2 separate regions of the Homo sapiens genome follow, and region 1 is linked to region 2. A link is a loop called in an ENCODE intact Hi-C map of the cell type or tissue named here. Cell type or tissue: Caco-2. All regions are shown on one strand. Each heading gives the region's core, and the rest is flanking DNA. Links, peaks and the distances in the headings are about the cores only. Region 1 has its middle 53 kb from the start of UGT2B10. Region 2 holds the start of UGT2B17 (UDP glucuronosyltransferase family 2 member B17).

The links. Hi-C counts contacts between places; a loop is a spot of excess contacts. Peaks named below come from ENCODE experiments on the same cell type or tissue, not always from the same donor. Only the 100,000 strongest peaks of a DNase experiment are listed, where the experiment ranks them.
Region 1: it touches region 2 in a loop (2.4-fold over the local background); 2 of 110 quality-filtered maps call a loop at or near these places.

The regions. Positions count from the first base shown.
Region 1 is chr4:68,860,722-68,877,970 of GRCh38, forward strand. It overlaps the pseudogene LOC101930041. Among named protein-coding and RNA genes, the nearest start is that of UGT2B10, 53 kb to the left of the region's middle. In Caco-2, for the core only: no CTCF peak of the experiment used is centred there; DNase peaks (open chromatin) are centred at 10,220, 10,610 and 11,181.
Region 2 is chr4:68,575,833-68,593,081 of GRCh38, forward strand. UGT2B17 (UDP glucuronosyltransferase family 2 member B17) reads right to left here and starts at 490. Exons shown (of 7, transcript NM_001077.4): 1 at 119-490. RefSeq lists a silencer at 9,150-9,252. In Caco-2, for the core only: no CTCF peak of the experiment used is centred there; no DNase peak of the experiment used is centred there.

The sequences.
Region 1 (17,249 bases), core at 5,939-13,938, 280 kb after region 2:
GTCTTTTAGGAAAGCAGTGACACTGAGTATGGATGCATAGAAGAAGCCAAACAATACTACTGTTCCTGCAATATCAATAGGAAGAATAGGAAGAGTGAGACTTCTTGCCCAATTTAATTATTGAATAGTTTCTTTGGCAACAGTAAAAAAAAATAGAAATCTGCTCAAAATGAAGCCAAAGTATTCTGAGCATATGAAAAACAGTACCTGCTCCAAATGAAGCCAAAGTATTCTGAGCATATGAAAAACAGTACTGACACTGTAAGTGAACTTCTGAATATAGTAATTTCCATGCACAGTGTGTGAAACATCGTTAAGCTCAGTAAAGTTTTTTGTGTCATTTGTTAATTAGAATAATAACCTTAAAACCCCACAGGGTTTTTTTATTATTTTTATTTATCCTAGTTTTTAAATATTTGACTTGGAATATTTCCAACTTAAATAGATACTAAGTCTCTGGAAAAGAAGTTTTTCACTTAACAGGGTCAATTGTGAAATGATGTTTTGTCACAGGGGGAAGGAAATTTTCCATTTCCACCACTTCATGCTGCAATAAACTGGACAACTCCTAATTTTTGGTCATTCCAGCTTCAGGCCTTTGATATAACTAATCCTTTTTCTCCTTCTTTCCTGTTTTGACAAACTTTCAGAAACAAAACAGGCAATATTTTGTGATGATGAATATCACATTTGCCACACAGGCCAGCAGGAACCCAATCACATCCAAAGAGTGGTACTGAAACCAGGTGAGGTCACGGGCTGCAACCCGAAGGTGCTTGGCTCCTTTGTGGCGCATGACAAACTCAATCCAGAAGACCGCTTGATCCCGGGGCTTCGTTGGCTGATCATGATGAATCCTTGATAATTTCAAAGCATTCTCTTCATAGCTAAGGATAAACAGAAAAATACCAACATAGAAAGTAATTTTTTTCCTAAATATATCAAGTCTATGGAAAGTCTTTGAAAAATGTTACACAAATAATTCAAAGTAAATATTATAGAATTGACATAGAAATTGAATGTTTTAAATTGGGTCATCATAGAAAGTTTGGTTTTAAATTATAATTTTATCATAGGCAAAATTTTTTAAAAGTGAAATGGAGTCAGGTGGGAAAGTTAACATCTTTCTACCAGAGGAAATATGATGAGCCACTCTAAGTGCTATAAGTAAGATAATAGAAATGCAATCTGAGAATGATCATTTTGATACACATAGTTTTTGAGAGACGGTTGTGCTCTCTTGCTCAGGCTGGAGTTGTTCCCTTTATCAGGGCTCACAGTAGCCCTGATCTTGTGGGCATAAGCAATCCTGACAACTGAGCTTACTGAGTAGTTGGGACTACGAGCTCAAACACTCTGCCTGGCTTATTTTTAAATTTGTTTGTTCTAATGGAATCTCGTTATGTTGCCCAGGCTGGTCTTAAATTCCTGGACTCAAACAGCACTCCTGATTCACCTCCCAAAGTGCAGGGACTGCAGGCATGAACCACCGTGTTTGGACTATTTTGATATTTTAAGAAATAATTGTGTTCAGTGGTTGAAATGCCCTCTAACTAATCTCTCTGCTTCTACTCTACTCTTCTGTCTTCTGCTATATTTTCCTTCCAGAAGCCAGAATAATGTTTTTTTTTGAAATTAATGTCAGATTATGACACTCCACTGATTAAGATTTCCATCTGGATTCTCATCACATTAAGAAGAGAATCTGTAATGGGAAGACATGAATGAACACATGGAGGGGAACTACACACACTGGGACCTAGCAGAGTGTAGAGGGTGATAGGAGGGAGAAGATCAGAAAAAAATAATTTGTGTTTACTAGGCTTAATACCTGGGTGACAAAATAATCTGTACAACAAACCCCCAAGAAATAAGTTTGCCTATATAACAACTTGCATTTTTTAACCTGAACATAAAGTAAAAGTTAAATAAAAAATAAAATAAAAAAGAATGACATGCTTTTTAATAGAAAAAAAGGGAATAAGATCTGTTTTTGGTCTACAGAACTTGACATGGTCAGGCACTGGCAACTTCTCCTAACACTTTCCCCCTGCATACTCTCTTCTAGGGACACTGGGCTTCTATTAATCTTGAAGCTCTCAAAGGCATTCTCACCTTAGCCCCTTTACACCTTTTGTCTCCTCTCTCCCTTTTCAGAGCATTCTGTCTTGCAATAAAATGAGGCTTGCTTCTATCTCTTTTTGAGGCTTCCCCTTAAATGATACTTGTTAGAGAGGCTTTTCCTGGCCACACTATATAGTACCTGTAGAATTTTCTCCAGTGTTTCATGCTTATTTTGCTATTTAATTTCTAGAACTTTAAAATATTTTATATATCTTCTAAAATAAAATCTTAAGTATGAGATACATAAGATAAATATACACACACTAGTGAGTAACTCAAAATTTTAAGATTATGTTAAATATTATCCTGAAATAAAGACACCTACTTCTTAGGTTCTGGGTTATTAAAACCTGCCTAGAGGAACTCTCTCCTTTTGGACCATTTTAGTCACTGTTTTCATTCTCAATTTAAGTATTAACCTGAATTCTAATTTAATAAATTAACATTACTTGTTTATATAATTGAATTATATAATATATACTTGTGTCTTTTTTTGTATAGCAGTTATTGGTTAATTACATTGCTGTATAGTATTCTGTTGATTGACAAATACCACAGAGTATTTCTTTATTTTATAACTGATGGACACCTGGGTTGTTTACATTTTTGGACATTATTAGTTATTCTGGTATAAATATATTTATCTATATGTATGTCATTAGTTTTACATATTAATTTCTGTTAGATATATAATTGGGAGAAGAGTTGCTGAGATAAATGTGCATGTATAATTACAATATTTTGTTGACTGAATTTTTTAAAAATGTATTTTTAATTTCCAAAGTTTAGAGAATTTTTTAGTTATCATTCTTTGTATGATTTCTAATTTATTTCTAGTATAGCTAGACCACATACTTTTTATGATTTTGAATCTCAACAAACTAATTGAGTTTTGAGTTTTTGCCCAGCATATGATCAGTTCAGGTCACTATTTCCTATACTTTTAAAAAATGTTTATTTCCAGTATACACACATGCACACACACACTATATGTATATGTCTACACATAGAATATAGAATATTTGAAAATATTTGAAAGTATAGAATATTTGAAAATCATTCCAGTGAGTAGTGATCACAGAGAAAGGTCAGGGCAGGACATTACAGAAGAAAGTTAGTTTGAAACAGGGGAACTTAGTTTTAAATAAACAATTATGAGTTTGAATGATAATTTATTGGCAAATAATTCTTCACTCAAGTTTTAAAAGACAGTCACAAGATCAAGCCTTTCTTTAGCAAGAAATTCTTGCATCTCAACATAGAGTGGTATGTAAAGGTAAGAGTTTAAAAGCAGGGAAAATGATAAAATTGTATATTAGTTACTGAGACATGCCAACCTAATGGAATGAAACACAAATTGTTAATAGTAACTGCAAGAAATTAATTTAAAATTTGTATTTACTGATAATATCTGAGGTAGGAAAAAATGTACAGGAGAAAAGACATGGTTGTGGTTTCTGTCTTAATAAGCAGAAGGCTGATAATGACATTAGGTAAAATGAGTTTTAAAAAGCTCATCTAGCAAACGCATAAAGAGCTGATCACTCGGTGTTTTGAGCCCTCATGGAGGTGATAGATGTCTGGAGAGAGAAACTAATGAGAGAAGAAAGAATAAGTAACCAGTTAGGCAGATAGTTAGGACAGGTTCTTGGTAGAAGTCCTCCCCAAAAAATGACAATGTGGAAGAAATCAAGCTGCAAGCACAGATAAGGAAGCAAAGTCCAAAGCCCTTGTCTTCTGTGCAACCAGTGAGCTCCGCCTACACACGGTGGCCTTTGGTGAGCACATTCCTTTTCTTTCTGGACACACTCAGGTAAAGGAACTTGCACAGGGTGCTTGCCTAAGACAGACCTGTAGCTGTATAGATAAGGAAACTTACACAGAACCAGACACGTCTGCAGTGACACATACGCAATAAGCAAAATAAAACAATATGCAGTAACTCAGGCTAAGGACCTGCATGCACACTAGAGAGAAGAGGTGGAGCTAACAAGAATTTGTATGTATGCAAATAAGACATCCAGTCCTAACCTGTTTTTCGTGCCTTATGTGAATGAAACACTCTGCCCTATTAGCTTTTTTTTTTTTTTTTTTTTTTTTTTTTTATAAAAGTCTTTGGATTCAACTGTGAAATGAATGACAACCCTCTCAAGAACTCCTGGTAATACCTCAAACAACAAGACTGCTCCAGTGACCCTAGGCTGCTTCGGTGTAAAAAGTAAAGTAGAGATTCCTCTTCAAAGACTTCCCCTCCATCTAATTAAGAATAAGTAGTAACTTCTCTTACAAGCAAAATTTATTCAAAGACCTGTGCTAACATTCTTAAATATCTGCTAACCATAATAAAGAAATCAATGTATTTTATGTTCTCAGCTCCCACAATTTAGTGTAAATATTTGCCCTGGCATGCTTACACTGGTCTAAGCAAGCATTAGGTCATAGCCTGTTCCTCTTCCTTATTTGAAGGTGTTTTTACCTTTCTCAGTATACCACAAGTTACTTCTGCCTTCCTTTGTTCTCCTCTGCCTTTGCCTCTTTTAAAAAGTTCTAAGTTGCTAGCCAATCAGGACAAATACACAATGTGATGTCCTGTTCCTTCCAATAGAAACCCCGGACACAGCAGTAAGCTTGACATGTCAAGTTATAAATGACCGTCTCCTTTATTTGGTGTACTCTCATGGCAAAACTGCTGATGTGTGCACCCTTTCTGCATAAAGTAAAAAAAAAAATTGGCCTCGCTGAAGAAATTAAATTTATGTTCCAGTGCTATTTCTTTACGGCACTGAAGAACAAGGATTTTAAAGATTCACTAACACATGTAACAAGGCAGAAACAACTCAACGTTAAAACATGTGGAGTCTCACTTACAATCAGCACACATTGATGCACCACACAAAAAAGCCTAGGCTACAGCTCGGTTCCTCCTTTTAAGAAAAGAAGTGTGAAAGAATTTAAGAATGAGGAAAGACAATGAGAAAAACTGCTTTGGAACAATTTTTTGGTTTCATGGGTCTTCCATTTGAAAGCATTTGTGTAAAATGGAGAAGTGTGAGGGCATTCCACGTCTAATGGTTTAGGAACACCCCCTAGTGCTGTGTTGCCATGGAGCTTTCAGAAGATGTGGTTGTTTAAAAGTGCGTAGCAGCTTCCCCCACCTTCCTCCTGCTCCAATCAGGTAGGTCATGTTGACTTCCCTTCACTTTCTCATAATTATAAATTTCCTGAGGCCTCCTCAGACAGGGTACCTATACAGCCTAGGGAACTGTGAGTAATTTAAACCTCTTTTCGTCATAAATTACCCAGTCTCCGGTAGTTCTTTACAGCAATATGAGAACAAATGTGAAAACAAAGTAATACAGAAGATGTGAGAACAATGTGACAGCAAACTAATACAGAAAACTAGAGAGGTGGGGCATTACTGTAAAGATACCTGAAGATGTGGAAGCAACTTTGGAACTGGGTAATGGGCAGAGGTTGGAATAGTTTGGAGGGCTCCTAAAAAGACAGGAAGATGAGAAAAAGACAGGCAGATCCACAGGGCCAGAGCTTCCCAAAGCCTTGAGAGCCCTCCTATTGCCCTGGTATGCCCTGGATGTGAGACATAGAGTCAAAGGAAATTATTTTGGATCTTTGAGATTGAATGAGTGCCCTGCTGGGTTTTGGACTTGCCTGGGGCCTTTGTTCTGGCCATTTTTTTTCTTTTAAAATGGGAACATTCACTCAGTTGCTGTATCCCCACTGTATCTTGGAAGTAACTCACTTGTTTTTTATTCTCCAAGCTCATAAGTGGAAGGGACTTGCCTTGTCCCAGATGAAATTTAGGATTTGGACATTTTGGGTAATTCTGGGATGTGCTAAGACTTTGGAGGACTGTGGAGAAGGCATGATTTTGTTTTAAAATGTGAGAAGGACATGAGATTTGGGAGGTTTGGCTCTATGTTCCCACCCAAATCTCATTTTAAAATGTGATGTGTTTCAGCTGTGTCAGCATCCAAATGTCATCTTGAATTATAGTTCCCATAATCCCCATGTGTTTTGGGAGGGACCAGGTGGGAGGTAATTTAATCATGGCACTGGTTATTCCCATGCTTCTGTTCTCATGATAGTGAGTGAGGTCTCATGAGATCTGATGGTTTTATAAGGGGCTTTTCCCCCTTTTGCTCAAAGGACACGTTTGCTTCCCCTTCTGCCATGATGGTAAGTTTCTTGAGGCCAGCCCAGCCATGCTGAACTGTGAGTCCATTGAACCTTGTTTTCTGTATAATTTACCCAGTCTTGGGTATGTCTTTATTAGCAGTGTGAGAATGAACTGTTACAAATTGTTATCTTCAGTGCTAGAGGTGGAGGCTGGTAGGAGGTGATCGAATCGTGATGGTGGTTTCTAATGTTTTAGCACCATCCTCCTAGTGTTATCTTGTGATACAGCTCTCATGAGATCTGGTTGTTTAAATGTGTGTGTCACCACCCCCAGCCTTCATGCTGCTCCAGCCATGTAGAATATGTTGGCTTCCACTTTACCATCTGGCATGATTGTAAGTTTTCTTAGGCCTCCTCAGTCATGCTACCTATACACCCTGTGGAATGTGAGTCAATTAAACCTCTTTTCTTCATAAATTACACAGTCTCAGGTAGTTCTTTTTAACAATGTGAGAATGGAGTATCAGACTTTCTAGTGCTCCAAATAGTTACATATTATGTTCTGTTTTGCACATTTTAAACTGATGGCCAAATTACGTTAAGTAAAAATTTAGACCCAAAGGCTGACATGTACTAGAAAATTTCTATGTTCTCTATTTTTCTATTTTTTTCCCCTACTTGCTTTAAGTCTACTGTTAGTTTTCTACTGATAAAAAAAAATCACTTTTTGGCTAGGACCATTGTTTTGGTGTTTTTTTCTTTTTATTATTATTATTATTACTTGTAAACCAGTGAGTTTGTATCAATATCTCATGTCTGGAGTTCTAAAGTAAAAGCTCTAGAATCTTTGTTATGAGTGTGTATGTGTCTGTTTATCTGCACATACGTGTATTTTTTGTGTGTTATAGCTACAAGGAACCAAATTAAATTAAAGTTAAGGAGACCTCATAAATTAAGGAAATAATAAGCCTAATGGCTTTTCAAGTCCATGTGACTTAAGTAAAATTTTTAATGAATAAGCTAGCTTTAAAATTATTGGTAAAGTAATACTAGAGATGTCTTAAGAATTGTCAGCATATTTCTTTCCACTTATTGATCAAGTGGTTTCATACTTATTCCTGCCAAATATTTTTTTTTCCTGCCAAATATTGTAAGGTGCCAAAATTTGGCCTAAGGTTTGTAATACTATGAACCCAGCCCAAAACAGAATGATCTTTGCTTGTGTAATTTTTAGTAAAGAAGACATTTAATATTATTGGTTTAGTGAAAGCAACTAAATCCTGAGTTATTGGTAAAATACCCATGTATTTAACCTTAAGTTTCTTAGTTAGGTAAATTCCTGAAATTCATAGGGTATAAAAATGTTTAACAGCAACAAAAAAATAATTAAATGATGACTGTCACAGTTTTTATAAATAATCTAAGTAAACTATTAAATAAATGTATTACGTGACTATACTAAAATGAATGTCATATAATTTGGAATCTAAAATTATATTAAATAATAGATATATGTTAAATGTATGGGTACTTTTCAATTTCAAAAATTATAAGGAAACTTTAAAAAATGGTTTTTTATTAAAAGACAATTATTTTTGTAGTTCAAAGTTTATTTAAACATTATTTATAATACAAGGCAAAAGACACTAGGGAATAAGAGAGATTTAAAGAAACATAAATATAAATAGGTACCTTTGGTAAGAAAGATTACAAGAAAACAAATCTTGTACGAAAAAATAAAATAACAGGTTAAGAAGATGTATGTTTAAGACAAACCCCAAAGCCGAAGTATGTTATGAAGAATCTGTTAAGTCATAGTAAGTTTAGTAAAATGAAATTTATTTAAAAAAATGTATAAAACATATGATTAAGTAGGCTATAATTAAAATGAGATTATAATAGTCTTCCTGGTAATTGGATATTAATATTAAAATTAGACAAATACAAAACTAATGAATTGGTTATAAAAATTTGTATTAAAATATTGAGTTATTCAATGCAAGAATCTTTCAGTTTTTAAACTGTATAATCAGTGTAATAGAAATTTAGTTTCTGCTGAACCCTGCTGCTTCAGCTCTTTCTCTGTTTTGAGAAGGCCTTGGATGGTAACTCTCTCCTTAAACTTTTGTTAAATTCTGTAACATTTCTTTTTATTATTAGTCTAAAGCAAAGGAGACAGTTTTTGAAAACAGGCAAATGAAAAACATTTTTCAATCTGCCTGCTGAAACCAGCTCAGTCGTGGAGACACTAACCCAGTGGTGCTAGAGGAATTAAAGATACAAACACAGAAATATAGCGTGTGGAGTGGGAAGTCAAGGGTCTTACAGCCTTCAAAGCTGAGAGCTTCGAACAGAGATTTACCCACACATTTATTGACAGCAAGCCAGTGATAAGATTTACTAAAAGTATTCCTTATGGCAAATAAAGGGATGGGCCGAAATAAAGGGATGGGCTCTGGCTAGTTATCTGCAGCAGGAACATGTCCTTAAGGCACAGATCGCTCATGCTATTGTGTGTGGTTTAAGAATGCCTTAAGCGGTTTTCTGCGCTGGGTGGGCCAGGTGTTCCTTGCCCTCACTCCGGTAAACCGCAAACCTCCCAGCATGAGTGTCATGGCCATCAAGAGCATGTCACAGTGCTGCAGAGACTGTTTCTGGCCAGTTTTAGGACTAGTTTATGGCCAGATTTTGGGGCCTGTTCCCAACATTTGCCTTTGTATGTCTGTTATGTCTATATATTACTTGTGTCATGTGGAAGTGATATTTCAATATCAAAATATATGAAAGAGCTCTAACCAACTGACTTAAAGAAAAGTTAATTGCTTATCACACTAATAAAAGCTAGCTTGGATACCTTTGAGTTCACATGACTATAGCAATATTTGGTAACATTAATTTGGAAAATTTAATCTCAAATTTCTCTCCAATAGTTTAAAATCTGAGTCATGTTATGTTAAATTAAGTAATCCTCAGTATGGTCACTGAGAATTTAGGTTACAAAGAGTTAAAATAGTTGTAGAATAAAAAGTTTTTTTGGGTGAGGTTTATAAAAACAGAAGGATGTGATTTTTGCTATTGAAAATGTAATTTTTTTTCTTTATGTTTTATTATACTTTAAGTTCTAGGGTACATGTGCACAATGTGCAGGCTCATTACGTAAGTATACATGTGCCATGCTGGCCCACTGCACCCATCAACCCATCATTTACATTAGGTATTTCTCCCAATACTATCCCTTCCCCCTCCCCCTACCCCACGACAGGCCCCAGTGTGTGATGTTCCCCACCCTGTGACCAAGTGTTCTCGAGGCTGAGTCAACTTAAAATTTATATATATACATATATATATATATATATGTATATATACACATATATATGTGTGTGTATATATATATGTGTATGTGTGTGTATATATGTGTATGTGTGTGTATATATATGATATATATGATATATATGATATATGATATATATGATATATATGATATATATGATATATGATATATATGATATATATGATATATATGATATATATGATATATATGATGTATATGATATATATGATGTATATATGATATATATATCATATATATATATGACCAGATGGATAAAGAGAAAAGTGAAAACTCAGGAAATAAGAAACTTTTGACTCTCAGGTGGCTACATGGTCTCCCATCTTCAAAAGCTGCAGCTGGGCTGCATTCAGTTACCAAAGGTAAAAGTTACCAGTGGAATTTAGAGATGGATGATAGACATACTCCCAGGGAGTTAGTTCAGTGAATGCATAACAAAATGGAAACTAATAAGAAAACTACAAAATGTTAATTCCCTTGGTTATTGCTATCTGTAATCGCTAAAATGAAAGTAAAAGAGTGCGGAGTTTTGCCTTAAGGCTTGACCAAATTTACATGTGGACTCTCAGCTCAGGCCACTAGCTTCAAAGCTAGACACACACACAGGCACACACACACACACACACACACACACACACACACACACACACATCTTAAGCCAGGGCAACAAAGTTACCTTTGAGACCTGTAGTTACCAAGAAGATAGCCAATGCACTTAAATAGAAAAAGAAGTTAACTATTAAACCCAGAGGGTATAATGTAAAGAAATTGCTCCTTTGTAGAATAATATAATCAGTTTCCTGAGAAACGTTTACTATAATGGACTGGAAAAATAGCTACTTTAAGGGCAATATTTTTTATTTTAAATGCTACAGAATGAAAAAGCAGGGGTTTATGCAGGTCCCACAGCTCACGATTAAGCAATCACTGAGGAGTATATGTGACCCAGCTTCACAAGCAGCCCAGTGGACTGAATAATTGCCACCATAAGGTTTGATTACCCTGAGAAATGGACTGCCCAACTCACCCTGTAAAATTCCAGGTGGAGTTCCCCAGATGAAGCACCTGATATGCTTCATATGCAAACCATATGGAACTGGCTTTATGATGACCAGAATATTATTCAATTAAATATACCTATTACCCTGGTCATAGTAAATGCTATGGTTTAGGGGGACCCTTCTACCTGGGCATCCCAGGTGACATTACTCCTGCAGAATCAAAGAGCTGTTTGAGAAGCCTTCCCAAATTTGCTGTCCCCCATGGATCTTACCGATGTTATTAAAACATTAGGGTAATTAAAAAATTGGGCAAGGTAAAAGGGAGTCAAAGGACTCATCTATCATGGTGGAAATCTTTAGATGATTATTAAGAAATAAAATAAAATAAAAATTGATAGGGTAAAAACAAAGGCTTTTACAATGCTATAAAAGTGGGGTGAACAAAAGGGAGCCCCTGCTGATCTTCAAACATTATAGGGACCTACACCAGTTTTTTTGTATTTGCCTTAGATTGGATTTTTTTTAAAGCAAAGTTTGTAATCTAATGGGAAAGCTGACATTGCCTGCGCAATGTTGAGGCAAGTTTAGATAAAAAATTGATAAAAGGGCTTGAGTCTCTTGGATCAACCCTCTTCTGGGAGGGTTAATTTTTTACCAGAAAGGTAAATTGGTTTGAAGATAAAGAAGAAAAGCTCCTGGGATCAGAGCATAAAATTGTAAATGTTGAGAGGATTATGAAATTTGAGATGTTTAAACAGGTTATATGTAAGGTGGTTGTGATTCCTTTACCTAAATGTTTTATGAAAATGGGTATTCTATCTGAATGGGGGAGATTTTCCTGATGTAGTTGTATAAAGTTGAAGGCATGTAAACCTGCTCTTTGAAAAATGCTATTTGGACAGCTAAGTGAGTACTAGCTAAAGTGCTGGTTGAGACAAATCCTTCACTTCATAGCCCTTTGTGGAAAGTTTATTTGGGCTTATGGCAAAAGCCTGTGAGCACTTTCAAATGACAATTACTGGGACTTTGGACTAGAGAATTTCCACTTGAGAAGTATTTACAGCTTTGCTATGGGATGTTAACTGAAACTACTTCTATGCTAGCAGAAATAATGGTGACTGAAAGAGTTCCATGATAAAATAAAAATGGTTTATACAGAATCTTGCTACCTGGGATGCAAGAAAGACATATTTATGAACAGGGAGCCTCTTTTTCTCCTTAGGATGGACTCTGACTATGCGAGGAGCTGTTATATTCTACAGTGCTTAATAAAAAGCTCTCATATTACAAGAGCTGCTTATCTTGTGAATGGCAGTTCAAAGGTGAATACATGCCTTCTTGTTTGGAAAGCTGCTGCTCCAGTTAAAGAGGAGTCAAAGAAATATTTTTCTTTTGAGTTTTTTATAGTTTAGAGCAATTGGGTAAAATTTGCTTTTGTAAGCAAATTTACCTCTCTGAGTTCTCCAAAATTTGCAAACTGTTCATGAGTCTTTTGATTGTGTGGTAATATTGTTATTGGTATAAGTTTAGTAAAAAATATATATTTTTAAAATAGGACAATTGGAGACACCAGTTATTTTACCAAGGCTTTGACTAGAATAACGTTTTTACGTAAAGTTCCAGTAAAGCTAACTTGAAAAGAGCCTATGTGGCCAAACAATTCTTGCTGAACTTTATGTGAATAATAAGGCCAAGTATAATAATCCTGAAACTTATTTTGCACACAAATTGAACTTTTTTTTAGTATGAAAAGCAACTAGAGAGAGAGACATTGTTTCAAAAGAAAAGTCACTTTTGTTTTTGAGTGCAGGTTGAATCATGACTCATTTCTTGGCTGCAATAATCTCCTAAAGAATACCAGGTTATCATTTTTCTTCATGTTTTTGTTTGGCACCCTAATGGAATAGTTTTTTTTTTTCTCCTCTGGCACCCACATTCTCTTTTGTCAAATTATTAATGTTATCAATGTCTCCCCCTAGTTTTAGTTCTGAGAAAATCAGAATCATGCTATTCCGAAGACTAGAGATGATTTGACAAAGCCTGTTAATCTCCTTCATTTGAAATCCTATTGGGATTGATTTGTTTTTTACTGCAAATGGCCTTCTGTAAAACAATACAAGTACCTTCCCTCTATGTCCAGGGACTACCACAGAAATGGTGGGACCATGAGATTGTAAGGGCCGGTTTTGAGGGATAGAATTAATTCAGACCCTCCAAGTCAAGAAGGGGAGATAAACAGCTGGAAAAACTAGGAACTTTGCTTTCTGAGCTATTATATGACACATTTTTATTTATCCCAACCATAAAGAATTTTCTGTTTCCTGTAGAACTAAAATAAAATTATTACAGAGGGAATATTATGATACCTCATGACAAAATGTCCTGGATATAATACTCACAATTATGAGATTTTATTTAGATAGATACATATTTGAAACAATTTTTTTAAGCCACATTAGATTAAATTACTAAAAGACTTCATAAAGTCTTGCAGCACAGCAAAAGCCTCTAAATTGCAAAAAAGCATTTTTAACAATGTTCATGTATTGTATAGCTAATTGGTATAGGTCAGTAACTAAAACAAAGACTACATTAGCTATGCATATAACAATTTAAGATAAGTTAGTTTTTTAACCTCAACTTTGGCTTTCTGTTTCTTGGGTTTTATATTACTTTAAAAATTTTAAGAGTTAATTATAATGCTTGTCCGTATTCATTCCTGTCTGGTCTAGTACATTTAAGTTGACTGTAAATATGTTGGCTCTAAGTCTCTTAGCCATAGGTGTCTCAACCACAGACAGTAGGAACCCAGGGCACATGCCATCCCAGCAATGCTATGGAACAAAATAAGAGTTTGCTGGCCATTGACCTTGCCTCTGGCAAACCCTGGCAAGAAGGGGAAAAATGTTAATGAAAAATAATATTCTAAGGCCCGCAATCATCTGAATGAACCCTTCCGCTCACAAAGGGCATTCCAAAGTTAACCTGAAAAGCTAGTTCAGGCCATTTTGGAAATGGGAGAAATGAGACGAGCTCCATTAGAGCCTCCTCCATTTTGGAATTCAGAAAAAGCTGACAGCATTACATCACCACAGAACAAAATACTGATAGAATACACTGTTTAAGTTTGAAAAGAAACATTTTTTTCTATTGATTCTAATGCTTTAGACAATAAGATAATTCTTTTAACCAACTGCCAATCAGAAAATCTTTGAATCTAAATATGACCTTCAGAATCTCACTTGCAGTTGCCCCACCTTTTCAGACCAAACCCATGTATCATTTACATGTATTGATTGATGTGGAACATCTCTCTAAATTGTATAAAACCAGGTTGTAGCCTGAGGACATTGGGCACATGTTCTAAACAGCTGAAGGCTGTGTTATGGGCCATTAGTCACTCATATTTGGCTCAGAATAAATCTCTTTGAATATTTTACAGAGTTTGACTCATTTCCTCACAATAATTTGACACTTGAACATGTGGGAACTCCCAGAAAACCCAGGACCCCCAAAATGTTTCCTGAACTTGAAACTAAAGTACCAGAAGGGGCCCATTGAAGGCCTTTCAAACTTTAAGCTCCTCTGATGGAACTGGTCAGTCCTCTTGAGCCCTGGATCTCCCTTTGGTTGACAGACATCAATTTTTCCTGAACTTATTTTTTTCCTAGGAAGTTGTTGTTTAGGATTCTAATTCTAGTTCTGGGGTGCATTCTGAAGAGTCTTCTCCATTGCCTTTTATCCAAAAGATAAACTCAATTGGCTTGTCTGCACATTTGCATGAAGATAGAACTGTCATTTTATAGATAAATGAGGGACTGAGCTCCTCAGCTTTGAAGAGAAAGAACATTTTGCTCCTCCCAGAAAATGAGCCCTGGATGACCAGAGGCTAAGTGGGAACATCTAGATGTTTGACTCCCATTCCCGTTATGTGCAGTGCCCCTACAGAAGATGCCCCAACATAATTAGTTTCTTCTGTGTTTAAATGTTTTTAACTGCTGAGATATTTAAAAGCTTGTAGAATCAATCTCTAAGAAGCAGACACATCATATTATTGCAATTTTTGTAGTTCAATTTACTATGGAATTTTTATGACTCTCCATCAAGTATACCTTCATGTTCATATATTTTCCTAAGTATATATGTACATATCACTTTATGTAGAAAGTCTTCCTCAAATTAAACTAGTGAAAATATTACTTGTTCACTCATGGATAGACATAGATTTATGTATCTGGATATATGGTCTAAAAATTTCAAAGAAGATCTATTTTCATAACATACCTTATTAGGAAAGTATATTCTGATATATTCTGATACATTTTCAGAAGATACTTCATTAAGAAAATATAAACAGACTAGAATTTAGCTTTTGTAGTACATGTTGAGCATCATTATTGCCTCAGACTCATATTTATCTATAAGTTTTCCCTCTTTAATAAAAAGACATTACTATAATTAAAAGTGCACGAATGCATTACTTTTTTCCTTTCTTACACTTTGTTATTTTTTCTTTCTAGTGGCATGACTATATGTTCAAAGTTTAATAAAGTAAAATATTCAGTGTATATTCCTTTTCTAGATATTAAAATGATTTGTTTTATAACCAATTGTTGATAAAAATATTTTTTATAGAAAAGAGAACTATAAAAATCTTTTTCATGTGTTAGAAATGATCATTATGCCTCTCTTCCATCCGATTGTTCAGGCACATCTCTTGTCAGACAGAAGAACTGCTCTTAAGTTGAGTTCTTTCTTCTCTGTGACTTGCTTTGCAAACCTTTTTCTGAATCCAGAGGCTGTAATGACCAATATTTAAAGGCAGGATTTGGAGATCTTTTGCCATTTATTATGCTTTCTTCAACATAGATTTTAAAAATTATTGCACAGGATATTTGGCTCTTTATTCCATCTGCAATTTATTTTTTCATATTATGATGGGAGAACAAGTAAAATGATTATATATATTTCTGATTTGTGTATCCTCAGTATTCCCGGTATTAAAGAAGTCAGAAATGTCTGGCTTAACAAAATAAGGCCAAGAAATAGTGAGATCTTGTTGCAGGAGAGAAATCATGTAACATTATAATCTAGAGAGACTGGGCTAAACCTGCGGGACCATGTCTATAATGCCTAACTAAAGGGAACTAGCCTCTTCCTTTATTTTGTGTATTATTATCCAGTTACAAAGGGTCATTACTAAAGTGAAAATAGTAACTCAAGCATATTTAAGGCCTCATGTGGAAAACATCTTTAGTCTTTCTAACCAAGGATTTTACCAGGTTGCATAGTTTTGTATAGGAAGTCAGTTACGACCACCTATAATTTTAAAGCAAAGAACATTTCCATTAAGAACTATTTTGTATTTCATGAAGGATTTGAATTTTAAACTCCCATGTAGCACAAAAGACTTGCCTAAACACCATGTTAAGAGACTTGGCCAAGTTTAGCTTAACTTATACGTGTACTAGGTCAGGAATTTGTCTTTAAAGGTCACCCTAACTTCCATGGTAGGTCTTGGCTCTAAAGAATATGATCCTGCCAAACTGCAAAACATACACTGTCTAACCCATGTTGCCTCATAATTTTCAATTATTTCCCTCTTAATTTTTATGTAATTTTTCATTTCCATGTAACCCACTAGTTCCTTGTTTTCCTCATTTTTATTCATATCAGTTTTCTCTTTAAAAGCCTCAATTACCTTTGTCTTAGTTAGAGTTCAGTTCAATTTATACAGTAGTCTCTATCTCCTACTTCAGTAGTCAGAATAAAATCTGTCTTGCCATTTTTAAGAAGGATCTTGCTCTGTTTTTCTTTGACAGGGACACATATAATACACATCATTGTGATTTGTTTATATAGAAGAGTATTCTTTACCTACGTAACAAACCTGCACATCTTGCACATGTATCTCTGAACTTACAATAAATGTTGGAAATGAAAAATAAAATAAAATAAAAATAAAAAAGAGGTTTCTAAAAATGCACAGTAGAAATGCACTATTTCTGACCTTCATAAATAAACAGCCTGAGTTTCCAGTGCATCTCATTTTTTTAGCTTAGAAATATACATGAGTAAGCATTAAAATGGAATTATTTTAGGTTTTCTGAAATTAAAATTGTATATTACTTAATATTTAGCAAAGAATAAAATATTTGAATAAATCAGGAAGGCACAAGTCTTGTGAAATATAGAGGAGAATTTTGCCACACCTTGATGAATAGTGGTGGCATTAAATGTCATGACCTTCCCTATCATGCCTGCCTGCCTTAGATATCAAACAGTGCTACCTTCTTTTTTTTCTTTCTTGTCTTAACAAACTTTTGATAATCAAACAAGGAACATATTATGAAAAAAGAGTAAAAATTGCCTCGCAGGCCAGCACAACCAGAGAGCAGTGCTGGAACCAGATGAGGTTTTTCGCAGGTGGCGGCAAGTACTTGGCTCCTCTGTGGCGCATGACAAACTTGATCCAGAAGACTTTTTGGTCCATGGGCTTCATAAGCTGATCATAATGAATGACCGATAACCATATAACATTCTCTTTACTGCTAAAGGAAAATCAAATAGACATAAACTTATGGAATATAAAATATAAATATGTGAAATTTTTGTGTAGATGTTAACAATTAGTGCCA
Region 2 (17,249 bases), core at 5,950-13,949:
CCTACCAAGTCTAGCCAAGTCAAAACCAGAACAAAGGTGCCAACACAGGCACACCGTGGGTGACCAGGCCATGCTTCTACTCAGGTGGAGTGGGACAAGTTCAAAAGACTAGTCTTACCAAGTTCCAGATGTCCAGACTCCAAGTGCCAGTTCCTTCCCGGTGTTCAGCCACTGTGTTAATCCTCCACGGGGGCCTGCTACGTGTTGATCTGGTGAGGTGTTCCACTGGGGCAATTTCCTACCCAGGAGCGCTCTTTGGATCTCATCACTCAGGCTGCCCGGAGTACCCCACAGGGATGCTCCACAGGGCAGGCTTAAGCCACCTAAGGGGCTGCCTCAGCCTTCCGTCAGTCACCTTGCTTCTGGGTCAGGGAGCCAAGAAATGTAGCAGGACGAGCCACAGACAAAACCTCTCAGACATCGAGTTGTAGAAGGAAGGGCTTTATTCAGCTGGGAACATTGGCAAGATACTGCCTTAAAATCTGAGCTCCCCGAGTGCACAATTTCTGTCCTTTTTAAGGGCTCACTACACTAAAGATTTCACATGAAAGGGTCGTGATTGATTTGAGCAAGCAGTGGGTATGTGACAGGGGCTGCATGCACTGGTGGTCAGAGAGAAACAGAACAGGGCAGGGAGTTTCACAATGTTCTTCTATACATGTCTGGAATCTATGAATAACATTGGTTTCTAAGTTATGAGTTGAGTTTTAACTACTAAGTTTAGGCCAGGCAGGCCCAGGCATAGTTTCAGTCCTGGCGTTTGGGCTGCCTGTCTTTGGTTTTACTTCCTTGTTGTTTTTTCTTAAACATGTACTGAGTGAAAAACAATATAAAATAATATGAGAAGGTCTTTCTCTTCCTTCACATGCACATTGGTCACTGATCTCGCCTACTGTTAGGCTTCCCTGGGAGCCCAGTTAACAGGGGAAAATCTGCATGACCTCTCTTGGTTTCTCCTGTCCCAAAATCCAACACTGATCCAAGAAGGCTCCAGTATGTGCCAGGCACTCCCTGATCATCTGGTCTTAGGGGGACGCCTCTAAGCCATTTGATTCCGTTCCAGGAACCAAAAAGGCAGAGGTGATAATAGCTCCTTTTATTGTCTTCCTCCAGCTGTCCAGGACAGTCTTCTTTTTCCCTGTTCTCCAGAGCCTACCCTTTGATATGGAAAACTCCCCATCCTCCATTCCAAAAAACAGCCCTCCAGACTGCCTCATAAAAAATCTGCAAACCTTAGGCCTCAGGCAAGATACCCACCCTAAGCGCCTTGTCTTTTTTATACAATAAAACCTGGCCGCAGTATGAATTAGATAACGGGTCCAAATGGCCAGCAAATGAAACACTTGACTTTACAATTTTAACTGGTTAAAGCAATTATTGCCGATGACTGGAAAAATGGGGAGAAATTCCTTGTTCCAGGCCTTTTTGCACTCAGATCACAACCTGACTTCTGCAATTCTTGCTTACCTGTTCAAATCCTTCATTCTCACCGCCCTCATAACCTTTCTCCTCCTGACCCTACCTCTTTTTCCTTGTTGGATCCAGCAGACTGCTGTCCACCCCTCCCAGCCCCTACCCCCACGTCTCAACCATCTTCTATAACTCCCCAAGCTTTCTCATTGTCTTCGCAGTCACCATCTTCCCAGCCACCATCTTCCCAGCCGGCATCACCTCCAAAAGTACCCACTTCTTTTTCTACACCGTCCTCTCCTCAGGAAAACTCTAGCATTGCCTGTACTCAGTCTCCTTCCTCACTGCCCTCTCCTGAAGCCTGTAAACCCATCAAGCCACCTTACACCCCTATGTATCCTCCACTGCCTGTCAACTCAACCCGCCTTCCCCCTTCAAACCCTCAGCAGGAACCCCTTCTGGCTTCTTTCTTCTCTCCTGTCCATACCAGCTTGGGCACCATCTTTGGCCCACGCTGCACCCATACTTCAGTGCGGGTGCTAGAATGCCCCCTTCAGGAAGTAGCAGGAACTGAAGGTATTGTTAGAGTTCATGTTCCCTTCTCCTTCACTGATCTCTCAAACTAACAAGACTCAGTTCATTTCCAGAAGACCCTACCTCTTATATTAGGGAGTTTCAGTACCTTACCCAGTCTTATGCACTAACCTGGTATGACCTCTACTTATCCTGTCTTCCACCCTCACCTTCTACTTATCCTCTCTTCCACCCTCACCCCAGAAGACAGGGACCATATTTGGACCCTGGTTCAGGAGCATGCTAATACAATTCATCATCAAGCTCCTGCCCAGCCTACTGGCACGGAGGCAGTCCCCAACCAGGAGCCCCACCAGGATTATCAAGACAGGGCCTCTGGACACTGCCATCAAGACCACATGATTGTGTATCTCCTTGCAGGACTCAAAAAGGGTGCCCATAAAGTGGTAAACTATAAAAACCTTTCAGAAATCACCCAAGGTCCTGACAGAAACCCAGCCTTTTTTCTCTCTTGTTTAACTGAAGCCATGAGAAAATATACCAACCTAGACCCAGCCAACCCAGAAGGAATCACTATTTTAAACCTTTGGTTCCTCATCCAATCTACCCCTGATATTTGGTGCAAGATTCAGAAGCTTGACAATGGCCCTGAAACCCCACAATGACACCTTCTTAATTTAGTCTTCAAAGTCTTTAACAGTTATAACGAGGAAAGTAAAAGAAAAAAAAAAAAGACAGAGTTTCAAATGCTTGCCTCCACCATCACGGGCCCTGCAGGCCCACAGGCTGCAGCTCCACACAGATGCCTCCTAGCAATCCACCTCCCCCTGGCACCTGTTTCAAGTGTGGCAATGAAGGCCACTGGTCCAGGCAATGCCCAAACCCAGGTAAGCCCACCAGGCTGTGCCCTCTCTGCGGAGGACCCCACTGGAAGTCAGACTGTGAGGTGCCCCAGCAAGGACCGCCCCCATCCCTGCCCCAGCCGGCCAAAACCTCCTACTAGGATCTCATCAGCCTTGCCGCTGAAGACTGACAGTGCCCTGGAACAGATGCCCCAGCAACTACCATTGCTTCATCTGAGCCAAGGATAACCTTGATGTTGGCAGATAGGCCAGTATTTTTTTTTTAATTAATATTGGGGCAACCTACTCTGCTTTACCTAAATTTTCAGGACCCACCCAGTCCTCCCAAGTCTCTGTTGTGGGAATCAATGGACAAGTCTCCAAACCCCAAGACCCCCCTCCACTTTTCTGCTCCCTGCACACCTTTTCCTTCAGTCACTCTTTCTTAGTCCTGCCTTCATGCCCAGCTCTGCTCCTAGGCAGAGATATTCTTTCAAAACTCCACACTACTCTCCACTTCCACATTCCCCATAGTACCCAACACATCAACCCAGACCCCTCCAAGGCTTCTAACAGGCTTCTAACTTTCTTCTACTCCTCCGACCTCCCACCCTGAAGCATGCAACTTTTCCTTATCCCGCACCTGTAGTTAACCCCACTGTTTGGGATACTTCCACACCCTCGGTCACAGAGCACCACACCCCCATCCACATCACCCTTAAAGAGCCCACCCCGTTCCTATCACAGAAGCAGTATCTCATCCCCCAAGCAGCTCTCATAGGCCTAAAGCCTATCATTTCTCTCCTCCTCACCAGTCACCTACTCTGCCCAACAAACTCTCCTTTTAACACATCAGTTCTACCTGTTAAAAAGCCAGATGGAACTTATCACTTAGTCCAGGACCTCAGGCTCATTAACCAAGCTGTACTCCCAGTGTGTCCAGTAGTTTCTAACCCATATACTTTACTTTCCTCACTTCCCTCGAATACCACCCATTTTTCTGTTCTAAACCTAAATGATGCTTTTTCACAATTCCTTTACACCCTGATTCCCAAAATCTCTTTGCCTTTACCTGGGAGAACCCCGACACCCACCTTTCAGGTCAGCTCACCTCGTGTGTACTACCTCAAGGTTTTAGAGACAGCCCCCACCTTTTTGGACAGGCCCTTGCTAGTAACTTCTGTACTTTATCCCTAAAATCATCCTCTCTTCTTTAATATGTTAATAATCTGCTCCTGTGTAGCCCCTCTCAAAGAGACTGCAACACCCATACATACTATCTCTCTTTTAAACCTCTTGGCAGAACAGGGGTATCAGGTCTCCCCTAAGAAAGCCCAAATATGCACCCCCCAGTCACCTATCTAGGCCTAGCTCTCACTCCTGAACGCAAGGGCTCACAACAGACCACATATTCCCTCCTTCAGTCCCTCCCGCCTCCACAAACTAAGCAAGAAATTCTCTCTTTTCCAGGATTAGCGGGATATTTTAGGCTCTGGGTTTCCTCCTTCGCTTTACTTGCCAAAAAATTATACGAAGCTGTTAAAGTCCCTCTCTATGAGCCTTTAAAACCTGCACAGCCTATTACCCAACCTTTCCATCTACTCCAAAAGTCTCTCATCTCAGCCCCCATCCTCACTCTCCCAGACTTCACCAAACCTTTCTCCCTTTATACTGATGAATGGCGTGGAGTTGCACTAGGTGTTCTAACCCAGTCTAAGGGGCCCACCCGGCCAGGTTGTTGCCTACCTCCCTAAAGAGCTTGAGACCACAGTTCTTGGATGGCCTGCCTGCCCCTGAGCATTGGTGGCAGCTGCTCTCCTCACTCTTAAAAGCCTAATACTATCTCTTCATGCCAACCTAACAGTTTATTCAACCCATAACATCAAAGACATGTTAGCTCACCGCAGTGTACTAAGTCTTTTCTCTGCCCCACGGCTCCTCCAGCTGTATGCTCTATTCATAGAAACTCCCCACATCACCATGCTAACCACCTCCCATCTAAACCTGTCCATGCTCTTACCTGAAGCTACAACTGCCCAAGACTCTACACTCTTCTGTGTGAATACTGTTCAAACCTTTCTTATACCTTTTCCATACCTAACAGACCAATCCCTTCCAGATGCCTCCTTTATTTGGTTTGTACATGGCAGCTCCTTCCTACATCAAGGACACTGACATGGGGGCTATGCTATAGTGTCACCCCCCAACACTATTGAAGCCAATCCGCTCCTCTTAGGCACCACCTCCCAAAAAGCTGAATTCAATGCCCTCACTCCAGCTCTCACTCTAGCATCCGGAAAACAGATCAATTTATTCAAATTCTCATTATGCGCTCCACGTAGTGCACTCACACTCATCCATCTGGAAAGAACGGGGTTTCCTAACTGCAAACAATACTCCTGTCATAAGACAAGTCTTCTAGTCCTTGTCTGTACTTTCTCTGGGTAGGTAGAAGAATTCCCAACAACTTCAGAAGGTGCAACTGTCATCGCACAAACTCATCATGCATACCTGCAATTCCCCGTTTTGGACTCCCAACATCCATCCAGTCTGATAACAGTCCTGCCTTCATCAGCCAAATTACCCGAGGCATCTCTACATCCTTAAGAATAAAGTAAGCTCTCCACACACCCTACAGGCCTCAATCTTCAGGCGAAGTTAGAAAAATTAACTCTGTCTTTAAAGCCCAACTCACCAAGCTGGCTGTAGAAACCCAACAGTCGTGGACAAAAAAAATCTCCCTTTCGCCCTCATAAGACTTTGCACAACACCAAAAGCACACTCTTTTTATAGTCCCTTTGAAATCATGTATGACCAAAATTTTGTCTTGGGGCCTCCACCCTTACCAGACTCTGAGCCACTCAGAAATTACCACCCCTCCTTAATCCAGACATGGTCTTTCATTTGTGAAGCAGCAAATGAGCCATGCCTCTCCCTGTCGACACCTCCTGGTCCTCTCAACATAACTGACTTGCAGGCACAGACATGTTTCCAGACAATACAGATGGTGCTCCTGCTACAGCGACATGGTGGATACCAACCTGTCTCTCAAGAATACCCCAAAAATTAAGTTTTTTTTTTCCAAGGTGCCCACTCCAATCCCTGTGTCATGCCTGAAGTAGTTACTGAGAAAGTCACCCCTTTTCCCTTTATTCTATAACCAAATAAACAGGAAGATTCTCCCTGGGGCCTGAAAGCTTGAAGGGATGAGTAACTCCTCCTCTCAGGCCCAGTTCCAAGATGCAAAGCCATTTGTGTCAACAGCTTGCATCAGAAAGATAGCAGAAGCAGGAAGAGAGCCAACTGGAAGACACCTACCCTGGCTGGAAGACACATACCCCTGAAGATCAAGAAAGAGACCGTCTGGGTACTACATAGCAGTCACATCAGACTGGGACACTTACTGTTTACAGAGGACTACAAAACCCCTGTCCCATCCTCACTTGGGGCTGACGCCCCTTTAGGCCCTAGCCCACCTGCACCCAGGTGCTCATTAAAACAGCATGTTGCTCCACACCACCTCGTGGTTTCTGTTGGCATGCTCTCAGGGTTTGAACCGATACAAGAACATTACAGGGGTAAAACTCCACAGTAAGAGGGACTTCTCTAGCTGAACTTTGTAACAATTTGAACAGGCAAGAAGCCTCATGGCCAGAAATTGGGGGAGGGCATGAATCTAGCTTGCAGACTTCACAGGCAGGGGAAGAACTAAAGCCCTTTTCTTTGCAGCTGGGAGGTGGAAAATCTCAGGCAAATATTCAAGTCCAACTCTCCCTCCTCCTTGAAAAAGACTCGGGACTATTGCAGGGGCCACGGTGGAAGTGGGAGTGGCCCTTCAGTGTGCATGGGAGGTGGGTTAGAACTGAGACTGCTGGCTTTCCCACACTTCCCTGACGACCTCATGACTCAGCAGAGGCAGCCAAAATCCACCTAGGTACACAACTCCAGTGACCTGAGAATCTCACCTCCATCCCCAGCAGTAGCCAAAGCAAGGCCCTCCCAAGGAAGGTCTGAGCTCAAACACGCCTGGACCTGGCCCACCTGGTGGTCCTTCCCTACCCCCCTGGTAGCAGAAGACAGAGGACCTACAATCTTGGGAGTTGTAGGGCCGTGACCACCACCAGTCCCTCTCCACAATACTACAGCTGATGCTTTCTGGAAAGTACCACCTCCTGGCAGAAGGCCAATCAGCAGAAAATAGAGCATTAAGCCACCAAAGCTAAGGACCCCCACAGAGTCCTTTGCACCCTCCACCTGAACAGGCACTGGTATCCACAGCTGAGAGATCCATAGATATTTCATATCACAGGACTCTGCAGACAACCCCCAGTACCAGCCTGGAGCTGGATAGACTTGCTGGGTGGCTAGACCCAGAAGAGAGACAACAATCACTGTAATTTGGCTCACAGGAAGCCACATCCACAAAAAAAGGGGAGAGTACCACAACAAGGGAACACCCCATAGGACAAAAAAATCTGAACAACAGTCTTCAGCCCTAGACCTTCCCTCTGACAGAGCCTACACAAATGAGAAGGAACCAGAAAACCAACCTGGGAATATGATAAAACAAAGCTCGTTAATACCCCCCCCAAAAATCACACTAGTTCACCAGTAACAGACCTAAACCAAGAAGTCCCTGATTTACCTGAAAAAGAATTCAGGAGGTTAGTTATGAAGCTAATCAGGGAGGGAACAGAGAAAGGCAAAGCCCAATGCAAGGAAATCCAAAACATAATACAAGAAGTGAGGAGAGAAATATTCAATGAAATAGATAGCTGAAAGACAAAACAATAAAAAATTCAGGAAACTTTGGACACACTTTTAGAAATGCAAAATGCTCAGGAAAGTCTCAGCAATATAATAGAACAGATAGATGAAAGAAATTCAGAGTTCAAAGACAAGGTCTTCAATTAACTTGTTCCAATAAAGAAAAAGAAAAAAGAAAAAGAAAATATGAACAAAGTCTCCAAGAAGTCTAAGATTACGTTAAATAACCAAATCTAACAGTAATCGGTATTCCTGAGGAAGAAGACAATTCGAAAAGTTTGGAAACATATTTGGGAGAATAATTGAGGAAAACTTCCCCAGTCTTGCTAGAGACCTATACAAGAAGCACAAAGAACACCTGGGAAATTCATCACAAAAAGATCTTCACCTAGGCACATTTTCATCAGGTTATTCAAAGTTAAGATGAAGGAAAGAAGCTGGGCATATTGGCTCACGCCTGTAATCCCAGACCTGATCAGGTGGTCGGAGGTGGGTGGACAACCTGAAGTCAGGAGTTCGAGACCAGCCTGACCAACATGGAGAAACCCTGTCTCTACTAAAAATACAAAACTTTGCTGGGTGCGGTGGCACATGCCTCTAATCCCAGCTACTCGGGAGGCTGAGGCAGGAGAATCACTTGAACCCAAGAGGTAGAGGTTGTGGTGAGATCATGCCATTGCACTCTAACCTGGGCAACAAGAGTGAAACTCCATCTCAAAATAAAAAAAAAAAAAAGATGAAGGAAAGAATCTTAAGAGTTGTGAGAGAGAAGCACCAGGTAACCTACAAAGGACAACCTATTTGATTAACAGCAGATTTCTCAGCAGAAACCCTATAAGCTAGAAAGGATTAGGGCCCTATCTTCAGCCTCTTCAAACAAACAATTATCAGCCAAGAATTTTGTATCCAGTGAAACTAAGCATCATATATGAAGGGAAGATAGCCGTTTTCAGACAAACAAATGCTGACAGAATTCGCCATTACCAAGCTACCACTACAAGAACTGTTAAAGGAACTCTAAATCTTGAAACAAATTCTGGAAACACATCAAAACAGAATATCTTTAAAACATAAATCACACAGGACCCAAAAGATCATTCAAGGCTGCTATGAACACCTTTATGCACATAAACTAGAAACTTAGAAGAGATGGATAAATTTCTGGAAAAATACAAGCCTCCTAACTTGAATCAGGAAGAATTAAATACACTGAACATACCAATAAGAAGCAGCAAGGTTGAAATGGTAATTTAAAAATTACCAACAACAAAAAGTCCAGGACCAGACAGATTCACAGCAGAATTCTACCAGACATTCAAAGAAGAATTGGCACCAATCCTTTTGACATTATTCCACAAGACAGAGAAAAGAGGAACCCTCCCTAATTCATTCTATGAAGCCAGCATCTCCCTAAAACCAAAACCAAAAAAGGACACAACCAAAAAAGGAAACTACAGACCTATATCCTTAATGAACATAGATGCTAAAATCCTTAACATGATACTAGCTAACCGAATCCAACAACATATCAAAAAGATAATCCACCGTGATAACGTGAGTTTTACACCAGGGATGCAGGGATGGTTTAACATACACAAGTCAATATATGTGATACATCACATAAACAGAATTAAAAACAAACATCACATGATCATCTCAATAGATGCAGAAAAAGTGTTTGACAAAATCCAGCATCATTTTATGATTAAAACTCTCAGCAAAACTGACATACAGGGGAATACCTTAATATAATAAAAGCCATCTATGACAAACCCACAGCCAACGTAATACTGAATGGGAAAAAGTTGAAAGCGTTCCCTCTGAGAAAGGGAAGAAGACAAGGATGCCCACTCTCACCACTCCTCTTCAACATAGTACTAGAAATCCTAGCCAGAGCAATCAGAAAAGAGAAAGAAATAAAGGACATCCAAATCAGTAAAGAAGAAGTCAAACTGTCCCTGTTTGCTAACAATATCATTGTTTACCTTGAAAATCCTAAGGACTCCTCCAGAAAGCACCTAGAACTGGTAAAGGAATTCCACAAAGTGTCCAGATGCAAGATTAATGTACACAAATGAGTAGATCTTCTATACACCAAAGGCAACCAAGCAGAGAATCAAATCAAGAACTCAACCCCTTTTACAATAGCTGCAAAAAAGTAAAGTAGAGTAAAATACTTAGGAATATACCTAACAAAGGAGTCAAAAGACCTGTCTACAAGGAAAACTACAAATCACTGCTGAAAGAAATCATAGATGACACAAACAGATGGAAAAACATCCCATGCTCATGGATGGGTAGAATCAATATTGTGAAAATGATCATACTGCCAAAAGCAATCTACAAATTCAATGCAATCTCCATCAAAATACCACGATCATTCTTCACAGAGTTAGAATAAACAATTCTAAAATTCATATGGAACCAAAAAAGGGCCCACACAGCCAAAGCAAGACTAAGCAAAAAGAACAAATCTGGAGCCATCACACTACTTGATTTCAAACTGTACTCTAGGGCCATAGTCACCAAAACAGAGTGGTACTGGTATAAAAACAGGCACATAGATGAATGGAACAGAATAGAGAACCCCAAAACAACACAAATACTTACAGCCAACTGATCTTTGATGAAGTAAACGGAAACATAAAGTGGGGAAAGGACACCCTTTTCAACAAATGGTACTGGGATAATTGGCTAGCCACATGTAGGAGAATGAAACTGGATCCTTATCTCTCACCTTATACAACAATCACCTCAAAATGGATTAAAGACTTAAACCTAAGACCTGAAACTGTAACTCTAGAAGGTAACATTGGGAAAACCCTTCTAGACGTTGGCTTAGGCAAGGATTTCATGACCAAAAACCCAAAAGAAAAGCAGTAAAACCAAAGCTAAATAGCTGGGATCTAATTAAACTAACTTTTGCACAGCAAAAGGAGCAGGCAGCAGAGTAAACAGACAACCCACAGAGTGGGAGAAAATCTTCTCAATCTATACATCTGACAAAGTACTAATATCCAGGATCTACAACGAATTCAAACAAATCAGTAAGAAAAAAAAAACCCCAATAAAAAGTGGGCTAAGGACATGAATAGACAATTCTCAAAATAAGTATACAAATGACCAAGAAACATATGAAAAAAGTGCTCGACATCGCTAATGATCAGGCACATGCAAATCAAAACCACAATGCAATACTACCTTACTCCTTCAAGAATGGCCATAGTAAAAAAATCAAAATACAGTAGATGTTGGCATGGATGCAGTGATCAGGGAACACTTCTACACTGCTGGTGAGAGTGTAAACTAGTACAGCCACTATGGAAAACAGTGTGACGATTCCTTAAAGAACTAAAAGAACTACCATTTGATCTGGCAATCCCACTTCTGGGTATTTACCCAGAGGAAAAGAAGTCATTATTCAAAAAAGATACTTGCACATGCATGTTTATAGTAGCACAATTCACAACTACAAAATTATGGAACCAACCCAAATGTCCATCAGTCAATGAGTGGATAAAGAAACTGGTATATCCATATGATGGAATATTACTCAGCCATAAAAATTAATGAATTAGTAGCATTTGCAATGATCTGAATGAGATTGGAGATTATTATTTTAAGTGAAGTAACTCAGGAGTGGAAAACCAAACATCATCTGTTCTCAATGATAATGTGGGAGCTAAGCTATGAGGACACAAAGGCATAAGAATGTTACAATGGATTTTAGGGACTTGAGCAGAAGAGTGTGAGGAAGCAAGGGATAAACGACAACATATGTGGTACAGTATGTACTGCTTGGGTGATGGGTGCACCAGGATTTCACAAATCACCACTAAAGAACTTATGTAACCAAATACCGCCTGCACGCCAAAAACCTATGGAAAAATAAAAAAAATTTAAAAAATGAAATCATACAATGTATGGTCTTTAGTGAGTGGCTTCTTGTGCTTAGCATAATGTATTAAAGGTTCACCCATGGAAGAGTGTATATAAGGACTTCATTTCTTTCTATTGTCAAATAGTACTCCAAAGTGCATATATACTCATTTTATTTGTTCATTTATCAGTTGGTAGACATAGATTTTTTCCATTTTTGATGATTATGAATAATATTGATTAACATTTATGTACAAGTTTTCTGTGGACATATTTTTATTTCTCTTGGGTGTATATCTAGAAGTGGAATTACTGGATTACATGGTAAATGTATATGTAACCTTTTGAGGAATTGCTAACTGTTTTTCACAGTGGCAGAATTATTTTCCATTCTCACCACCAATGCATGATGGCTTTAATGTCTCCATAACCTTGTCAATGGTTGTTATCCTATGTTTTTTGATTACAGCCAGTGTGAGTGAAGTGATATCTCATTATGATTTATATTTCCTTCATATCTAACAATATTGAGCATTCTTATGTGCTAATTTCCCATTATATATTTTCTTAGAAAAATTTCTATTTTGATACTTTGCCCATTTTGATTATTTGTCCTCCTTTTATGGACTTATGCATTTAATAAATTTTTGACATAAGTCCCTTGTCACATATATGATATCCAAGTATATTATCTTATTTTTTTGGTTGTCTTTTTACTTTCTTAATGATGTCCATTGAAACACAAAAATATTAATTTTGATGAAATCCTATGAATCAACTTGAATTGGGTCACTTTTATTTTTAGTGTCATATCTACTAAACTATCCCCAAATGCAAAATCATGGACATTAGCAACCATGTTTCATTATTAGAGTTTTACAGTTCTATTGCTTACATTTAGCTTTTAACTTATTTTGAGTTAATTTTTGTAAGTGGTTTGAGGTAGGGGGCCAACCTCTATTATTTCGTATATGGATAATCAGTTTTCTCAATTACATTTGTTGAATAATCTATTCTTTGACTCATTAAATTGGGCACTTTGGTCAAAAACCATAAATGCGTGAGTATATTCCTAGATTCCAAAATCTATTACACTGATTTGTATGCCTACCTTATGTCTGTATCACACTCTCTTGATTATTGTATATTGGTATTTGTCTTTAAAAGCAGAAAGTGTAAGCCTTCCAACTTTGTTTTTTATTTTAAATTGTTTCAGCTATTTTTTTTTCTTCTAGCTTTTTTTTTTTTTTTTTTTTTTTTTTAAGGCAGGGGTCTCACTACATTTCCCAGGCTGAACTAGAAGTCCTGGGCTCCAGCAATCAATGAATTTCAGCCACCTGAGTAGCTGGGGCTACAGGTGCATGCCACTACATCTAAATTGTTTCAGTTATTACTGTCTCCTACATATCTACATACATTTTAGAATCAGCTAGTCAATTTATGCAAGAAGTTATCTGGGATTTTAATAGGGATTGAATTGAATCTGCATAACAATTTGGGGAGCAGAGTATGGGCATTGTCACAATATTAGGTGTTTCAATACATGAGTATAAGATGCCTTTTCATTTATTTAGATATCATTTAATTTATTTCCATAATGTTTTGTAGATTTCACAGGGCAAGTTTTACTCTCCTTTTGTTAAATTTATTGATGGCCAGGCGTGGTGACTCACACCTGTAATCCCAGCACTTTGGGAGGCCTAGGTGGGCAGATCACAAGGTCAGGGGTTCGAGATCAGCCCGACCTACATGGTGAAACCCCGTCTCTACTAAAAATACAAAAATTAGCCAGGTGTGGTGGTGCATGCCTGTAACCCCAGCTACTCAGGAGGCCAAGGCAGGAGAATTGCTTGAACCCAGGAGGTGAAGGTTGCAGTGAGCCGAGATCATGCCACTGCACTCCAGCCTGGGCTACAGAGTGAGACTCCATCTCAAAAAAAAAAAAAAAAAAAAGAGAAAAAAATTATTCACGAACTGTATTTTTGTGCTATTTTAATTGTGATTGTTTTAATCGTTATTTTAGCCTAAATTTTTATTGCAATTAGGGAGAAATAACTTTTTTTTTATTGATCCTATATCCTAAAACCTTGCTTTATTGGTTTACTGCTCTAATATTTTTCTAGCGGATTTGTAAATGTTTACTATTATAACATTATGACAAAAGCCAATAAAGATAGCTTAACTTGTTTATTTCTAGTATGGAGTCTTTTATTCTTTCATTTTTTAAACCAATTTATCTTATCTAGAACCTCTAATACAGTGTTGAATGGAAGTGAGAAAAGCCAATTTAGTCTTTCTCCATTAAGTGCGGTGTCAGTGTGTGTTTTATTTATAGATACTATTTGTCAGTTTAAGGATGTTTCTGAAAGGTATTGCATTAATCACATGATTTTTTCTGCCTTTATTAAAATGATTATGCAGTTATTGTCCTTATTCTAATGATATTACATATTCACCAGTTTTTTGAGATGTTAAAGTTAGTTTGCATTTCTGGCATAAAATTCCCTTCTGGTTAAAGTTAGTTTGCATTTCTGGCATAAAATTCCCTTCTGTATGTCCAAAGCTTTTTGCACATGCTAGGGTTCTGTTTGCTAGTGTGAAAGAAAAATAAAGAATCAAGATCCTAAAGTCACTATGCCAAAGGGAAAAAAGTTTAGCTTGGGAACTGAGTCACACAAACTGTCAGAGGCATTCTAACCAGAGTGATTCCACCTTGAATAAGTCAGACAAGGTCAAACCTGCCAGGTTACATTCCCAGGGGATTGAGCACTCTTGGTTACAAGATACTCATGGTTGAGGGAATGAGTTAATGATGATAATTAACTAAATAAAGACCCAGAACTTATGAAAATGTCCCAATAGTTTGAAAACAAAAACTTCTTAATTTAAGAATTAGTTTTCCTTTAAAAAACTAGCCCACTTGTAAAATCTTGCTGAAATCAATAATACATAGGAAAATAACAATATTAATAGCCTGTCACAAGCTGATCACAAACCTTTGTAATAAAGTACAGTATTCTTAACAACCTATATAAGCAAGCACTAAGTTTAAGGTAGGGGTATTTCTCTTCTTGCTTTCTGAGGATGCCCTATTCTGTAATAGAGTAGTCTCTAACAAACTGTTAATTTTACTGTACTCTGCGACTCACCTTGCATTCTTTCCCACATGAGATCCACAAACCCACCCTTAACGTCTGGGACAAGACCACTTTTCCAGTAATATTTTCCTCTGGTGACTCTGCTGGGACCTAAATGAGGTGAGATTCCAACCCAAAGGAAATAGACTATGCAACACCAATTGGCTGATTTGGGTAAGTGGTGGAACATATTTTTATACTCGAACAGAGACACTGTTCAAAATCGGTTTAGAGGCCCAACTTAGGACAGTTAGAGGCCCTTCTGACAGATAAGAGGTTTAGAGGCCTTTCCGAAAGCTAAGGGGGTTAGAAGCCCTTCACAACAAGAAATGGGTTCAATGCTACAAAATGTTAATTACTACTCCCTTTCAATTAGCCCTCCCTGTGCTCTCTGTCATTCACTAAAGACTGTCTGCTGTCTGCCAATTTTCTGACTGCTGACTATACTTACTGTTTCTTTGCAGAGACCTTGCTTGATGGTCCTGAGATTTTTAACTTTCACGTTCCTCATTTGTCTTTGGATTAGTGGCCCTTTACTTGTGTGCTTCGGCATGTTGCTAAAAGACATTAGAGATGAATGGCTCTGCAAGATTTACTTTCCCTATATCTAGCCCATTCGAATGAATTATTTATTGTCTCATCTCTCAAAAGATTAATTGAAATTTGGTACTTACAAGTTTTGGTCCAGTGTGCACGATTTAGCCCAGTAGCAATTATGCCAATCTCCCATGGGTGAACAGCTCCCAGAAGGAGAACTGGAGATTTCTTTTTGGAAATTCTTTTTCATCCCCTCACTAATCAACTGACCTTTATTTCTTGATTATGAACAGCATGATCATGTAAGTTTTACCCTACTTACCATTACTATCCTTAACCTGGACATTCCTCTCTGGATGCATATCATTTCCCTTACTTAGTGTGACATTTCTTTGGTCAGGCCCTCTATTGTAGATTCTCTAGTTCAGGTGACTCAGCTCATTTATATTATGCGACTAACAAGAATGCCAGAATTAAGTCAACTACTGAATCATTTTCCCTTGCTTGTTTAGCTCTGAAAGCTCCTTTATCCTTTTTAGTGAAGCTTGCCCTGTGGCAGCACTACCTTGTTCACAAGGATCTCTACCTTCACCTGCTCTGCTCCTGTGTAATACAGCTTTGATCCTGAAGAGTTCTGAGTTCTCCACTAGGATGTCTAGTAGAGCATTGGAACAAATTTCAATTAGGTGAGCTTAAGAAAAATAAATTGACATTTTTATGTAATACTGTTTGGCCTCATTATGATTTGGAATATCAAGATAAATGGCCACCTAATGGAACCACAGCCTTTAATATTATACATCAACTTGATTTGTTTTGCAAGTGGGAGAGAAAATGAGGTAAAATACCATATGTTCAAGCATTTTTATTGCTTAGTCAGGATGAAACTTTACAGCAAGCGTGTGCATGTTTAATGAAAGGAAGGAAAGAAAAGGAATTAGATATACTAGATGACCCTTTAATGCAAGTCCCCTGAGTCCAATGGGTGCCTTTGGGTGGAACAGTACCTCCCTGTGTCAGCTCTAATGCTTCAGGTGCATCTCCCTCTGTCTCTTCTAGCCCTTCTAGTAGTCCTGTTTAGACACTTTCATTCCCTTCTCCTTACCCGTCTAGTCTAATTTTATACCTACCTCATTCTGAGAGGCCCAGTCCTATTCTGTAACTGTCACTCCCTGAGGAGGCCAGCCTTGCTAGTACTACCCAGAGTGGAGCCTCTTCTCAGTCTCCAAAGGAAAATCTTTGTTGGCTTAGAGAAGTGGCAAATGGGGAAGAGCGCACTATAAGGTCCCTTTCCCCATGTTTTTTTTTTGGTCTTATGTAAAGGTTATTTCTCTGAAGACCCAGGAAAATGTATAGATAAATTTGAGAAGCTAATGCTGACTTATAATTTGACCTGGTAGGATTTTCATATTTTGTTATCCACATGTTGTACAGTGGAAGAAAAACAATGAATTTTGGGATTAGCTAGAATACATTCAGACAAAGTACTAGCCTGCAATCCTAATGATATCTATAGAACAAGGGGTATTTCAGTGCCTGATTAAGATCTAGGATTGAACTATCAAAGAAATAGGAGGGCTTACAGAAGAGAGATCATATGATTACTTGGTTATTAAAAGAGAGGAGAGATGTGTGAAAAAGTCTCTTAATTATTATAAGGTGAAAGAAATTACTCAAGGTAAAGATGAGAATCCAGCATTATTTCAGGGAAATTTGGTTGAGGCAATTAGAAAATATACTAAAATTGATCCCATTTCAATGGAAGGACAAACCTTACTGGGGCTGTATTTTATAACCCAGTCTGCCACTGATGTCTGTCAGAAACTACAAAAAGCAGCCTGGGTCTGCAGACATCTATGAATCAACTTTTCAGTATGGCATTTATGGTTCTTAATAACAGATACATGGCAGAGGAAGTGAAAAACTTAAGAGAGCCTCCTAAAAGGCACAGTTTTTAGCTGCAGCATTAAGCTTACCAACCACGTGAGATCATCCTTACACTTCTTAGCCATGGCAAAGGAAGCTGGAAGGCAGAAAGCCACAAGCTGGGGTTCTAAGCACTGCACCTTGGGTGTAAATCAATGTGCTCACTGTCATAAAATTGGCTATTGAAAGAGGGAACACCCAGCACTCCAAAGTGAGT